Regions from separate parts of the Homo sapiens genome. Here all the other regions are linked to region 3. Evidence: chromatin contacts called from ENCODE Hi-C or POLR2A ChIA-PET data. All regions are on one chromosome and are shown on one strand. Each heading gives the region's core, a stretch centred on a gene start or an enhancer-like site at or near the end of the contact. The rest is flanking DNA. Distances are from core to core; before and after follow the strand shown. Region 1 overlaps FOXO1 (forkhead box O1). Region 2 has its middle 230 kb from the start of MIR4305. Region 3 overlaps LOC124903162.

Region 1 (3,264 bases), core at 664-3,163, 370 kb before region 3:
AGTGGCTCACGCCTGTAATCCCAGCGCTTTGTGGAGACTGAGGCAGGCAGATCACGAGGTCAGGAGTTCGAGACCAGCCTGGCCAACATGGTGAAACCCCGCCTGTACTAAAAATACAAATAATTAGCCAGGCGTGGTGACAGGTGACTGTAATCCCAGCTACTCAGGAGGCTGAGGCAGGAGAATCGCTTGAACCTGGGAGGCAGAGGTTGCAGTGAGCCAAGATCAAGCCACTGCACTCCAGCCTGGGCAACAGAGTGAGACTCTGTCTTTAAAAAAAAAAAAAAAATGAAAGTCAATGAAAGTTGTAAAGATTTCATCCTGCACTTCAGTGGCTGATGATTGCCTTAGACAGTGGGTCTGGGAGCATCCTGGGGAGGGCATGTGTCCTCAGGGGTCTCTGGGGACCAGCCTCAGCACCTCACTTCTTCCAGCCACAGAGACAGAACATCAGAACCATCCTTCATGGAGCTTCCCAACTGGCCTGTTGAGGTCCCTGCTCTGCCAACCCCTGCTGCTGCTCTGCACATGCTGGCTGTGTCCAGAGCTCGGAGGCCCCTGGCCCCAGCAATGTGTGATGCCTGCACATGTGGCTTGGCTGCAGCACCTTGAGAAGACTTAAATATTCTAGTGACATTGGCTGACCAGGGCACTGACAGCCTCACCTTAGTATTTGAATCAGTTCTGAGGCAATATCTAGTGTCAAGAGAAAAATGAACTGTTTTTCCCAAACCAGTCAATCTTTCCAGTAATTAACATATAAAAAAGCCTCATGTTAAGTGAGAGCAGTGCAGTGTGTGGTTATAAAGAAATAAGACTAATGTTTATGACATACATAGGTCTGTAAAACACAGACATATGTTATTTTATGGATGCTATTATGCCAGTAGTGATAACAGTAACATTAGCTAATAGAGATTAAGGTAAGCCTTTCCACGCATACTATCTCATTTAATCTTTGCACCAACTTTGTAAATGTAGGAAATACTAATCTGTTCAACAGATACTTGAGTGCCCCTATGGTGTTGGTGCTGTGAGGATACAGTGTACAAGAAGACAGACAAAGGTCCCTGTGCTCACTTGAGCAGCTCACAGTGTAGTGGGAAGTCAGGCATGCCCCCCCACCGCCCCAGGGATCAGACATAGTGGAATCATAAAGAGGGGTGAGTAAGTAAGGTCCCATGTTAGAGCTGCAGGATGGGATGAGGTCATCAAGAAATGCTTCTGGAGGGGCCAGTTGGGCTGAGACAGAAGCTGGGGCATGGAGGGCAGGGTGGCAGCCTTTGGAGAGAAAAGGTCCGTGTTCCTGGACAGTCTATGGGTTGTGTCATCCTATTAAGTGGCTCTTTACGTGTACTTATTTTCTCCCCAGGTAGATCAAAAGCTTCTGGAGGGCATGTTCTGTGTCTCATTCCTTCATGTCTTTCGCTACTCCTTCCACAAAATAGTTTCCAGTAAATGTTAGTTGACATGAATTGGTACTCAAATGGATGGTTAAAAGATGTGTATTGTGTAAGACACCATATCTTCCTTGTAATTTTTTTGGGGGTCAAGCAACAAACAGTTATTGAGGCTATGATATTAGAAATTAAAGACAAGCTTTAGCCCATTTGCTCTTTAAGGAACTCAGAATCTGAACATAGAACAGCCAGCAGAGCAGGTTGAACAAGCAAGTACACCATGTCGGGGTTCCCCGACTACACCATGTCGGGGTTCCCCGACTCCCCCATCTGTGGAGCTCATTGGGTCAGGCTTCCCAGGAAGCACATGCTGCACTGCTTGGGGTGGCCAGGCATGCAGATGGCAGATGGGGTGTGTGCAGAGGCTTGTGAGTGGGGCTGCAGAGAAACAAGCTAGTGGAGAGGAGATTGGCTGGCTTGTGTTTCTCTAGTGCCGTCATGTAGAAACGCTGGATTTGGGCAAGTGATTGACAGGGCATGAACCTCTGTCCTGACATCCTGCCTCTGTCCTCAGGTAATATTTGTTGAGAGTTCAAGGGCATAATATTTCAGAGCCCAGCAGTCTCACGCGGCTCTGCTGCGAAGTCCTTCTGGTGAACTGCTCTTCCATCCAGCCTCTCCTGTGGCCAGTAGGGGAGTGCAGACACAACGTCGTTAATAGCAACACATTTTTACAAAATTTACCTTTTCAAACCCCACCCCCTAGAAACCGTAGCTTCTTTAATGTCCCGCTGGCTGTGTGAAAAACAGGAATTTATGTAACAAGTCCTGCACAGCAAACCTTTTCCTGTTCGGAAAAAATTTTAATTGTTGGCAAAGTTAGGAAACAGCTCTGTTACTCAAAGAGCGACCTGAAATGTCCTCTTAGAAAAATATGTAATATGATGTTTTGATAAGTAGGAGACTGCTGTGGCTTTTTTTTTTTTAAAGTCTAAATTAGTATATGTCCCACCTGAGTTAGTGAACGCTTCTTGAATGTTTTAAAGATTTCCTTATTATGTCTCCTGCAGTCTTTTTAAAAATGACCCCCAGCTGGGCTTGCCAGTGATCTGACAGGCTTATCATGAATGTTAGAGAGCTTCACCCCCTCTCCCCAAGTCAATGCAACAACCAGGAAGCTTCTATCTGGGAAGATCTTTCTTCCCCCTTTATCATTAACTAAATGTGACAGGGACAGGAGTCAAGCTTCCTCTCCTCCAGAGATTTCATCGGAGCTTATCTGTGTGTCTATTGTGTTCAAAGAACAAAACTGTCATGATGGAATATTGTGCAAATGCCTGGACTTCCAGTGTATAGAAAATGTCAGGGTCAGACTGCAGGGCTGCATTCCAGTGCTACCCCAAGTGCGGGCCTGCTGATCTTAAGGAGGAATTAAGAACTCGGTTCGGCTGGGGTTGGTGGGTACAGCAGACAAGGCTGTGGCTCTGTGAGCATACATGTGTGTGTGTGGCGCCTTCCCATAGGAATTTGGGGATCTTAGGGGAATGCAATAGGATGGGAGGGAAATGTACTCCCTGGCCTCTTTTAGGGATTCTTGTACCTACTCTAAGCCCCTGGCCCTCCTCACAGCGTGTCTCGAGGTGAGGGTAGATCTTGGGTGTGGAGGAAGGTGGGGATTCTTGGGAACAGGAGACAGTCACTGCCATCACCACACACCTGCTCCGTTCCAGCCGGGAATCTGGGGCTCCGGTGGTGTCTTCCCCGCTCTCACACTTCACTGTATGCTCTGGCAGGAGGGCTTGTCACGTAGCTGCTGTGTTGAAATCTTTAGGCGGAATGCAGTACAGAGAGTCAGAGGGCGTTT
Region 2 (3,091 bases), core at 492-2,991, 300 kb after region 3:
TGGGTTGAATTTCAGATCTGAGTCTTTTTGGTCCTGTGTTTCCCACTGTTGATGGGGTTCAGGACACACTACCCCAGAATATTTTAAGCTGAAAGAATTTTAGAAAACTGCAGAAGCAGGAAGGTCACTCTGATCTTCCCCCCACCTTTCTCACCTGCAGCAGGTCATAAAACCTAAAAAGCATTTTCTGACCTTCCCCGGATGCAGGGCATGAGACCCTCATTCATGAGGTGCCCTCCCTATACCCAGAGAAAAGGCATAGCCTTATCTCTGAAGATACAGGGTCACAGAGAAGAATCTAAACAAACGAGTCTTGCTAAGTTCCCCCCAGTTATTAGATCCAAGCATATTCTTCCACAACTGTCTACTCTTCATCAAACTTAGCATAAAAATACACAAGTTTACTATTTCTTTGTGTCTCTATTTCCTTATGAAGGCTTTCGTGCCACATAAAACTTATACTAAATACATTTGTATGCTTTTCTCTCGTTATCAGCCTTTTGTTATAGAGGCCTCAGCCACAAACCTAGCTTTGGTGAGAAAATGGTGCTTTTCTTCTCCTATACTAACTATGCAGATGACAGGAGCACTCTTTCACCTCCTGGGGCTCAATCCCTGAATGAAAAATTTCCATTTTTCTTCCTGTACTCTTAGAATTGGCCTAGAATCAGCTCTGGGGAGAGCTCCCTTATTGCAAGGAGACCAAAAGACTCTGAGGGCACTCAGTCTGCCAAAAGAGCCTTCCAACTAGAGCTCTGTTTTTCACAAGAGTCTATTTGGGTTGGGGTGAGGGACAAGAGCCCTCAGAGAAAATCCTTCAAGAAAAGCCCCAGCAGAATGGCAGCTCCAGGGACAGGGATTTTAAATCAGGGGAGCCAGCTGCTCCTTCTCCCCATTCCCATCTCAGACCCGCAGAGACACCAAGAGGAAGACGGGTGACAGAAATCCTTAGCAGTTGTTTGGTGACGGTGGCACCTAGGAAACAAACTATGAGATATAGAACCAGTAGAATAGGGATGACCAGTGTGAGAGGGATGCAGGAGAAGTAAGGACTCCTGCGAAAACATCTGGAGATGATCATAAACTAAACCTTTTTAAATACTATTTTAGAGTAAATTAAATGACACCATATTATTTATCTGTCTTTGCCACTTGGCCTCAGGAGAAGCTGGTTTCGGAATGAGACTCCAAAGAGTGGATCTCAATGGGCAGCCTCCCAATGATTTTTTCCTCTCCTAGGATGATGTATTGGAAAGAAACACTGTGAGTCTCTGCATCCCAGAATGCGAAGTAGAGCCCCTCTGAAGAGGGACTCTGGTAGCAGTGAAGAGGTGGGGTGAAAGTTGGTTCCGGTGGGTAGAAGACCTTTCCCTGCACCTGAAGACCTACATTGTCGTGGGACAAGGGAAGAGATCATTACAACTGTAAAGAATTAACTTGCATGAATAGTGAGGCACTGGAGTGCAGTGAGCCCAAAAAAGGTTAAGCTTTCTTATTCACACACACACACACACGCACACACACACAGAGTGGGAAAAGATACCTGAGAAATGGACACTATTTTCCTAATGACTGCCAAGAGTTGACTGTGGACTCCTTCCATCAAATGGCCAGATAAGCAATGGGGCCCTTCCTAGCTAGGACTTGGAAGCATTTTGGTCAAAGGAATGGAAGGGCTGAGCCTGTTTTGCTGACTCCCACAGGAAGTGGTGGGCCGAGAGCACAGCTACAGGCTTTCCTGTGCAGCGTAAATTGGCCCAATGTGTGCAAAACATTCTTATCTGATAAAGAATGGAAGTGCGAGCGTGTGCTAAAATGTTGGAAATAATATGGGGTCTCTGCTTCACTCTTCCCTCATTTTTCTTTCTCTGTTGTCTCTTCTTCATCTTTGGCAGTCATACTGGGCTCTGGGTTCTTTTCTAGCTTCTCATATGGTTTTGATTAGGAGAGACAAATATAACACAGAACAGAGCTGATCTGAGTTCTTCCCTCTTCTTCTGGATGAATATGCTTAATTGTTAATCTTCTTGTATGTTTACATCAGGAATACACACACATACGCACAGACACACAGACAAACACACACACACACGTATATTCAACATAAAAGCATCCCTTTTTAGCCTATCCCTTTTTAAAAGATGTCAAGGAAAAAAAAGTATTAATATAAAACCAACTACACTTTGCTAAAAACTATTTCTTTTCCAGGAGGAATAAACTAAACCTGTAATCAGACATTTGATTTCCAGTCCTGGCTCAGCGTCTAACTAGCTGTGTGCCTTTAGACAATTTTCTTGAAGCTTTTGGTGTTAATTTTCTTATCTCTAAAGATGAAAAATTTGGATTAGGTAAACTCCCAAGTACCTCCCAGGAGGTGTTATGATTATCTTTGTGAGGTATATTGGTACCACATTTATGATAAAAGCTAAAATGGGTCTCTACATGCACACGAAAATGAAGGCAAAAATAGCAAAACAAAACAGGCATTTGTATGTATTTCTCTAATGAAATTTTTTAAATGGCCAAAAAGTAAAGTGTTTTGCAGTTTATTAGCACCATTTTACTAAGCACATAGGAGCAGCAGGAACACAGATTTCAGAGCCATGTACAATATCTGACACTTAGAATGCACATAGTAAATGTCTGCTGGAGGGTGTACTGCTCTAGCTGCAGACAGGGTAGCATAGCCTAGTGACAAGAGCACAGAATTTCTAATAGTAAGACTCAAGTCTCAGCCCCACTACTTACAGCTCTGTAATTAAGAACTAGCCTTTCTGAGCCTCAGTTTCCTCAACTGCACAATGGGATGAATTCCTGCACTTCAAATCTTGGGGTAAAATCAAATGACAAAATACGTATGAAAATGTTTCACAAAATGTTGAGTACTTGCAAATGTTCAATTTGTTCTGTCACTGTCCTAAAGATACATGTCTGTTTCCTTAAACTCAGTATTCATTGGGCACCTTTGCACACTGTGATAAACCGATAATTTTACCCCAAATTATAGCTGACTCATTCAACTTTAAACTGCAGGAAGTATACCTGGCCACTAAGATGAATGAACAAGAGAAATGAACACACCCATATAATT
Region 3 (3,370 bases), core at 402-2,901:
GACTTGGGGTGGATACTGGGAGACGTGGGGATTTCGCTTCATAAAAGTGTAGAAAATGAGTTTAGCAGTCTTTGTGACCTCATCCATCTAACTCCAATCTCTGACTTTGGCCATGGTAGGGATTAAAATATATTCAAATAAACCCCTACAAACTCTGTAGCATTTCAATATGTCTTTGATAGGAATTTAAACTCTTATCCTGAATTCATTCTTGTACTTATTCTTGGAGCATACATTTATTTAGAATATTTCAAGAGAGCCCTTCCTAAAAATCTCTATAAACTTTAAGTGCAAATAAGCTGTGTTTGCCAAGCCTCCAGCCCCCAAGGAGATCAATTCCTTCTCAAGTACCCTACAAGTTTGGGGCTGCCCAGGCAATATTTCAAACCTGTTTAATAACACCTTGTGGGGAAATGATGACACATTTTCTTATTTTCCATTAGTTTTCTATTTGTTCTTTGAATGAAAGAGACTCCATATGTAAATGTGATTATTATTCTCTGAACTTCCTCTGTGCAAGTTGGGTACCAGAATCTCCTGGGTTGTTTGAACAGGATTCAGGCTGGAATTTCAACAGCCAATATCAATGAAGGAAAGCAATAAAATCCATGAAAAATTAACATTGCTAAAGAGTACCACAGGCCCCCCAGGGCTACAACTATGAGGGTCACCAGTAAGTGACCACGATTTAATGAAGTGGCGCTCCCTCTGATTAGGAAGAAGTGGGCCTGGCATCTTCTACAGCATAAATACCGTGTTTCTGAGCATGCCAAGCCAATGCTTTCAGCGTCTGAATTTTCTCCCAGCCTGAGCTGGCAGTGGACAGCAGAGGACATTCCACTGAAATCGGGCCATCGGGAGCTGAAGACAAAGGCAGCTGATTCAAGTGCACCAAATTGGAGTTTCTCTAATCAAATATATTAAACCCACCATCATTCTTGATTGTTTTAATGGGAAGAAAGGGCAGCTGTGGCCTTCATTTTCTAAGCATTTTATTTAGTGCCATGGGGGTTGGAAGAAGGGGAGGGGAGGGAAAAGTGGGTGGGAAAGGAAGAGAGGTAGAGATGGCTAAGAAAGCTACAGGAAGCTAATGTCTTTTGTCTTAAAAGTAAAATGATTTTGCATGCTGTTCAGATCCACACAGAGAGTTCCCAGAGCTGTTACTCACTAAGAAAAACTTGAGATAAGCAGTTGATAAAGCACTTTTTCATAGGAGTAGAAAAGCAGCCCCAGACCAGGGCTTGGAATACTCGGGCAAAGAAATCCTGGTGACTAGCATTAAATGGATCTGCTTCACTAGTTACATGGGAGCCTGCTCAGTGGAGCATTCCCCCCACCTAGCCCCACATATATTTATGCTTTCTATAAAAGGATTTAATTTTCAAGACACTTGCAGGAACTTATCTCCACTCCTTTTATAACCTTCCAGGCTAAGAGCAGAATTCACAAAAGGCTTTTCTCACCATTTGAACAATAGGATTTGAAACTCTAGTTAAGAAACTGATGTCCCAACTTTTTTTTTTTTTTTAAATAGTTTAACAGATGGTCCAAGGGTGATGTTTCCTGGCCAGAGTGCAGTACCACATACAGTGTCTCGGTATGCACCTCCAGCTTCAAAGCCGAGCTTGGGCACGTGATGTCACTTCCTCCAGCTGCTGAGTTGATAACAGGATGAACCTGAACAAGATAGGAACCAGACACTCCACTGTGTAATTAATTATTTCACTCCAATGTAAGGCAGGAGACTTAGGTAGACACTGTTTTAGTACTTGGAGCTTAAATGCACTTTGCAAAGGAACAAAGGTCTGGGAGCTGTGGTGTGGGGCTCACAGGCTCACACAAGCTAACGTGAGTCATCTGGAGAAAGGGCTTTGGAAGCTGGTGCCTGTTACAGCCTGAAGCCAGCCTGTTTCTGAGCTGGAACGTGAAAGGCAGCTGGCTGTGTCAAAGGGGCAGAGAATAAAGCCGCAGTGTAAAATGAAGACACAATTCAGCAAAGAGAAGATGCTATTAAAATGGTTTCTGCTCCTCCAGCTTCTTTTGGAGGGCCCCCTTTTGGAAACAAATGATTCTGTTCTTTAAAAAAAGGAGGTGGAGGTTCCTTTCAGAAAAATGTTATTGGACTCTTTTTAAATGTCCCTATTTGAAGGGAATTAAAGGGAACGGCATAAGGCAGCGTCTATATACTCAGGGGCCATTGTAGCAAGTGACACAATGCCAGCTAAATGAAGCCCTCTGTCCTTTGGAGGAAATCTAATAACACAATCAATCAGCTCCAGTCTCCAGGCATCCATGGTGGGCTGCCAGCCCCTCCAGGGAGGGTCCTTCCTTTGCCACGAGACAGCTGGGCGAGGAAAGCTTTGGGAGAGGAAGAAATTGCCAGTGCATTCCTCCCCACACTCCCTCCCCACTCCCTCTCTCACACACAATGCCCTTTTGTCCCTATGACCCCCATCCCTTAGCATGGCTTGAGCTGGCCTGGAGGCGATTGCCAGGGAGCAGCTCAGCTCCCAGCATCTTCTTCTTGCAGCAGCTCTGTGGGATGGGCCTCCTCCACAGCACTGGAGTTGTGTCAGGAGCTCTGGGGAGGCATCAACTGTTCTCAGCTTGCTCTGGTCTGGAGGGTGCTGAGGATGGCTGTCTCTTTTCATCTATGGATAGTGCCTGGGGCACGGCTGGGGTAGGGGTGGGGGTGAGGGTGGAGAGGACACCAGGCAAGCGATTTAGAGACTGAGTGGCAGCCAAATTTGGTGATGAATTTAGCTACATCACCAAATTTACTGAGTAAGCCTTAGGCAAGTAACCTAACCTCTGCTGTAGCGCATTCTTCTCTGCAAAATTAGAGGCTGGTGGAGTTAACATCCAAGGTCTCTCTCTGGTCCAGTGCTGTGAACCTCTTTTTGGTAACTGAGGAGATAGGATAGGAAACATCGTGGGCTTCTGAGTCAGACAGGCCCTCAGTTTGTATTCTGCCTTCACCACCTGTGGTTTTGTGCAAGGTATAAAACTTGTTTCTCTTTTGAAAAAATATTGGGTTAAGTCGTATCTACTGTATAAAGATGCGTAAGTTTTACGACCCGAATTAAAAGACAGAGTCTGGGATGATGCCCAACACACAGTACATCCTTCTAAACATCAGCTTTCCTTGTAACCCATCTGACATTGAATGTCAAACAACTGCTTAATAAAAATCCACATTAGTTAAAGAGGCTTGAAATTTGAAAACAAATTATATAGCACTTCCATGTCATAGGTTACAGTTCCTAGACATTTCAATATCAGAGACAAGTAAAGTTGGAAAAACAACAACAACAACAACAAATCAATCAGGATTGGTAGCAAGGTAGAATTGCCAGCTTTTAAAATTTTG

Evidence for each region. Hi-C counts contacts between places; a loop is a spot of excess contacts on that map. ChIA-PET counts read pairs that join two places held with the same protein, here RNA polymerase II (POLR2A). Pooled maps may share reads with other maps.
Region 1: a loop to region 3 is called in a map of heart left ventricle, with 1.9 times the contacts of the local background. The contact joins two enhancer-like sites. A Hi-C loop is called at or near these places in 3 of 168 maps with a recorded cell type or tissue (endometrial microvascular endothelial cells, endothelial cell of umbilical vein and heart left ventricle) and 4 of 50 pooled maps. POLR2A ChIA-PET finds 5 or more read pairs at or near these places in 2 of 52 experiments (activated T-cell and activated naive CD8-positive, alpha-beta T cell).
Region 2: a loop to region 3 is called in a map of endometrial microvascular endothelial cells, with 5 times the contacts of the local background. The contact joins two enhancer-like sites. A Hi-C loop is called at or near these places in 2 of 168 maps with a recorded cell type or tissue (endometrial microvascular endothelial cells and endothelial cell of umbilical vein) and 1 of 50 pooled maps. POLR2A ChIA-PET finds 5 or more read pairs at or near these places in 1 of 52 experiments (endothelial cell of umbilical vein).

Annotation. Positions count from the first base shown.
Region 1 is chr13:40,563,405-40,566,668 of GRCh38, reverse strand. The region is part of intron 1 of FOXO1 (forkhead box O1); the gene reads left to right. Among named protein-coding and RNA genes, the nearest start is that of LINC00598, 84 kb to the right of the region's middle. RefSeq lists enhancers at 1,616-1,705, 2,588-3,264. Within about 2 kb of position 1,913, at least 12 of the 41 ENCODE cell types and tissues checked have a DNase peak (open chromatin) inside an H3K27ac peak, as active enhancers do; they include endothelial cell of umbilical vein and heart left ventricle, where a contact is called at or near this core.
Region 2 is chr13:39,891,646-39,894,736 of GRCh38, reverse strand. No RefSeq gene overlaps it. Among named protein-coding and RNA genes, the nearest start is that of MIR4305, 230 kb to the right of the region's middle. RefSeq lists an enhancer at 1,571-1,865. Within about 2 kb of position 1,741, at least 6 of the 41 ENCODE cell types and tissues checked have a DNase peak (open chromatin) inside an H3K27ac peak, as active enhancers do; they include endothelial cell of umbilical vein, where a contact is called at or near this core.
Region 3 is chr13:40,189,237-40,192,606 of GRCh38, reverse strand. The region is part of intron 1 of LOC124903162; the gene reads left to right. Among named protein-coding and RNA genes, the nearest start is that of LINC00332, 9.1 kb to the right of the region's middle. Within about 2 kb of position 1,651, at least 22 of the 41 ENCODE cell types and tissues checked have a DNase peak (open chromatin) inside an H3K27ac peak, as active enhancers do; they include endothelial cell of umbilical vein and heart left ventricle, where a contact is called at or near this core.